Regions from separate parts of the Homo sapiens genome. Here region 1 is linked to region 2. The links are chromatin loops, found by intact Hi-C in ENCODE. Cell type or tissue: PC-3. All regions are shown on one strand. Region 1 overlaps BIRC6 (baculoviral IAP repeat containing 6). Region 2 overlaps BIRC6 (baculoviral IAP repeat containing 6).

Region 1 (2,500 bases), 60 kb before region 2:
ATTAAGCGCTTAAATCTTTTCTGCTTTTCAAGTAGATAGGTTTCTTTTTGGTTTACTGAAGAAGACTAATAGAGAAAACAATTAATTTACAATTTCTGTTTTAAATATCCTTTTAGATGTGAAAATGGAACACCCAAGTCTCTGAAAGATTAATTCAGAAAAAAACTTTATTCTGTACTCCCTAATTAAATCTAGTTTTTTTAATAACTGAAATAATTAAAAGTGAACCTACCTCAGTTTGATTCACGCTAGAGTTTGGAACTCGTGGGGAATGGTGGCTCAAAGCAGAGAGACAGACAAGAATGAGGTGTAAGGCTCCAATTTCCAATGCCATCCGCCTTAGAAGTACACCATCATCAGTTGTCAAAGGTGTAGTGCTAAACAAGCTACGAAGGACGTGGAAAGGAAGGGTTGGAAGCACATTGGCTGATGGAGATTGAAGAATATGACCTAGATTGAAGAAAGAAGAGGACTCAAGATTAAAAACAGTTAAAAACACATAAGAAGTTACATACAGGGTCATAAATTAATAATGACACTGTAATACAAAAGTATACCACTAAATTATTTAGAAAACCAAATACCACAAATACAACAGTAATATCTTAAAATTTAATAACGAATAAGTATCAGGAAAAACTCTGTCAGACACGGTATACATAAACCTCAAAAAAATGGAAACATATGTATGATCATAGCTATAGATTATGTCAAAATTATTACGAACTAGAATTTAAACTAAAACCTGAACAATAGAAAAGAAGCATTAGTAGTATCTTACAACAGTAAGAAAGTAACTGCTTTTCTTGGGAGTAGCTTTAACCAAGAACAGATAATGAACAAGTAAAACTATTTTTTTCCCAACAGTGTTCTACTGTGTTCTAGCCAGGAAGGGGTATTAAATGCAAAGAAAGCAATGCTACATGGATGGTACACGAGACAATTATTAGAGAGAGAGATATCATAACTATCCTTTTTAATAAAAATTCATTGTATATGCACTAAAAATAGTGTGAAATTACAGAAAGCCATTTTTTTTTCCTTTTCTGTTTAGGGTTACACCTACTTTAACACTCTGTGGTAACAGTGTTGAAATACCATGGTTCTTATTACACATTCTATGTCTTTATCAAAATATCGTATGTATAACATAAATATGTACAACTACTATGTATCAATAAAAAATATGGTTCTTACCCCTCTATCTACTTAAAAAAAAATCAGATCAAGTAATTAGAAATTCCTGACCTACTAAAATAAATACAGTTGACACCTGAATAACACAGGTTTAAACTACATGGGCCCACTTATATGCCAACATTTATGAGGGATTTTTGTTGTTAGGAAAATATAAAGGAAAAAATATTTACTTTGAATATTTGATAGCTTCAGAGTTTTGAGATCTACACATAAATTCATATAGTTTTATTAGATTAAATATACTTTGTAGTACAGAACTTAACATTTTATTCTTTCTAAATGGCATGTGAAAGAAATCGACCCTAATCAAAACCATGTGATTTTAAAATAACATAAGGAATATTAATTTTCTAATAAATATTAATAGAATAAATAGTAAGTGAAAATGCAAAAAAAAAAAAGAAGAAGAAAGAAAAAAGAAAATGCAGACGTCACCCAAATGAAAATCTACTTGTGAGGCTATCCTGTAATTCTTCAGTTTTTCTATTAAATAACAATGCCAACCCAATGGAAACAATCATCACAGCTTTCTCTTATTATTCTATGTTATCATTAATACATATTATGGCATCATTTTCCTAATTCTGTTCTCTTTAATCTAAGTATTGCTACCAGATTCATTTTCTGAAAAAAACTATATTCAACACATCACTAATCTTAACACATTTTAATAAACCTTTATTGCTATTCAAAATAAAATCTAAAGTTTTTAGTACGTTTTTTCCATGATCTGTTACCAATATTAGCTTTTAAAATGCTCACAATGCTCCCTTTTGTGCAAATTTTCATCTGCTAACTTATCCCCTCTCATACATTTTAACCTCAAAACACTGCTCTTTCCATTTATTTTCTGAGATAACTCATCCCAACCTAAATCTAATCTGTCCTTCAAGGCCCCACTAAAAACTACCATGCCACTTCATTCACATTGCTGAGTAGTAAAGAAATAATCTCACATGTGTGTTTCTCCATAATACTGCACTCAAGAGTACTGAAGGGATTTTATAACTTGCTAAGTATACATGTTTATGTACATCCCTTGTTTCTATTACTGGAGAACATTAGCTACTTGGGGGTAGCTCTAAATAACTGCTTCATGTTTACATCCCCCCAGTGATGCCCAACAGTTTTGTCAGCACAAGGAAAATAATTTTTGAATGAACACAGAGATGAAAATGAAGATTCTTTAGGATTTATTATGTATAACTAATACTGGAAGTGAGCTACCACTTACAAATCATCTAACAGCTTAACTATGAAGGAAATAAATGATGAATAATAGGCAATGATCTGGATACCT
Region 2 (2,500 bases):
TAGTTTCAATACACACCATATGGCAAGGAAAGCCTAAAATATTTACTATTAGTCCTTTACGAAAAAGTTGGCCTTTCTTTTCTGTAGGTTATTAGGTAGTAAATCCTCTCAATTCTGGCTTTCAACTAACAGGCCTATTTGGCTGTCATCCTACACTATATTCTCTATCCTAGTCTTTAAGGATGATAAAGATGTTACTACAAAAAATCTACTTCATCATAAATTTGGAATAGTGCAATGAACTCACAGGCAGGTATGAAGGCTTCTGTAGGAATTTTATTAACCTTACAACAATACAGTAAACAAAACACAATGGAGGTTTCTGCACTGAACTGACAGCACTACATGGAAGTATTTTGCATGATACTCTCTGCATTTGTTAATCCTTTGTCTTAGTTTTCAACTTGCTACTAACTCGGAGCCAGGAAAGTGCTACATACTAAGTCCCCTCAGACTCACATCATGGAATTTAAAAATCTGTCCTTGATGAATCCACCTGAAAATGATGAAGAGCTGAATCATTCACTGCAATACTCTAAAAATGGTCATTTTACTTACATGTAGGAGATGTATTTGTTAATGCCTGTAAAATGGAATCTGCCTCCAGAGTAGACATCATTTTCAACATCAGTTCTGCTTGCTGTTCAAGTCCAACTTCTAGGCGAGCATCCAGGGCTACAAAAAGCAATTGAAAGAAAAAGAAAACATTGACAATTATTACTCATGTCCTACCTCCTACAATAAAATGATGACATCTGAACCCAAGAGAGGATGAAGAGTGTGTTCTTACAGAACAGCCACCTAACATGCAGTATCGGAGCCACAGCAGGGGAAGAATATCTGTGGAAAGGAGGGTAGAGACAGGCGATTGGTTATATAGAGACAGAAATATTAAATAAGTGAAGTAACAATAATGGAAACAAAGACATTAAGGATAATGAGAACCAGGTTTCTCACTGTCAGAATAAAGTGCTATAAATACAGACAAGAAGAAAGCTAAAATGAACCCTATGGAGTTAGATTAAATCCAGATACACTGATGTGAATTCATCATATTCAGAATAGATAGACAGATACAGAAATATAGATGCCAAGTGTGTGTGTTCACACGCACACACAAACACATACTCCCTAGCTCTGTCCACCACGAGGAAATGAAAACAGTCCCAAAATAGCAACACATATATCCATGACGAAATCATGGTTTGTTAACCACATTTCTCCTTTAAAAGGTTTTGAAATACCATGCTCCTTTAAGAAGTGACTAATTCCCGGGGTGGGGCAGATTAAAGTAAAGGATGAGCCTGGGCTATCATGTTTTGCCAGAGAACAAGGAAGTGCTAAAATGATGAGAAAATCTCAAGGGGGATCCTATTGGTCAAATTTGAGACAATCTGAACATCAAAAAACAGATGACAACATTGTGAATATCTTCATTAACAGTGAACTATACACACACAAAAAATGGTCAAAATAATAAATTTGCCAGGTGTGGTACAGCATGCTGTAATCTCAGCTACTTGAAAGGCTGGGGTTGAAGGACTGGGCTCACCCAGGAGTTCAAGACCAGCCTGGGCAACATAGTGAGACCCTATCTCAACAAATAAAAAAGAAAAATTTTATGTTATTTACATTTTTCCACAATTTAAAAAAATGGTAAGGTATAATTCACTGAATAAAAAAAGGCAACCATGAGTCCGTTCAAAACTGAACGAATAAACTATTACAGTAATTTTTTCTTTCTTTCTTTCTTTTTTTTTTTTTTTTGAGTTGGAGTTTTGCTCTATCGTCCAGGCTGGACTGCAGCAGCACGATCTTGGCTCACTGCAACCTCTGCCCCAGGGTTATAGCAATTCTCCTACCTCAGCCTCAGTTCCCAAGGATTACAGGTACCCGCCACCATGTCTGGCTAATTTTTTTATATTTGTAGTAGAGATGGGGTTTCACCATGTTGGCCAGGCTGGTCTCGAACTCTTGACCTCAGGTGATCCACCTGCCTCGGCCTCCCAAGTGCTGGGATTACAGGCGTGACCACCGCACCTGGCCAGTAATTTTTTCAAAAAGAAACTTTGTGAGGAACAGGATAGTTATAGTTTCCGAGTACCATTCTGCTCCCCAGCCCCCAAAAAACTTTTTACAGCAGCCGGGCACAATGGCTCACACCTTTAATCCCAGCAATTTGGAAGGCTGAGGAGGGCGGACTGCTTGAGCTCAGGAGTTTGAGAACAGCCTGGTCAAAATGGTGAACTGCTTCTTGATTCTAGGAGGCAGTGACTGCAGGGAACTGAAAATCATGCCACTACACTCCAGCCTGAGTGACAGAGCAAGACCATGTGTGTACCCCCAAAAAACCCAATGAGAACAAAACATTTTTACAGAGGGGAAAAGAATAACTTTACAAGGGAGAAGCCCAGAAGACAACTCATTCATCAAGTGGTTAAACTTAACATCACCAATAATGAGAGAGATCAAAATCATGGGCCACCCTAATTGAATGAAA

What was found. Peaks named below come from ENCODE experiments on the same cell type or tissue, not always from the same donor. Only the 100,000 strongest peaks of a DNase experiment are listed, where the experiment ranks them.
Region 1: it touches region 2 in a loop (2.9-fold over the local background); 1 of 110 quality-filtered maps calls a loop at or near these places.

What each region holds. Positions count from the first base shown.
Region 1 is chr2:32,543,593-32,546,092 of GRCh38, reverse strand. BIRC6 (baculoviral IAP repeat containing 6) reads right to left here. Exons shown (of 74, transcript NM_016252.4): 63 at 233-450. Among named protein-coding and RNA genes, the nearest start is that of MIR558, 13 kb to the right of the region's middle. In PC-3, no CTCF peak of the experiment used is centred here; no DNase peak of the experiment used is centred here.
Region 2 is chr2:32,483,818-32,486,317 of GRCh38, reverse strand. BIRC6 (baculoviral IAP repeat containing 6) reads right to left here. Exons shown (of 74, transcript NM_016252.4): 40 at 559-675. Among named protein-coding and RNA genes, the nearest start is that of MIR558, 47 kb to the left of the region's middle. In PC-3, no CTCF peak of the experiment used is centred here; a DNase peak (open chromatin) is centred at 1,257; H3K27ac peaks cover 1,471 bases.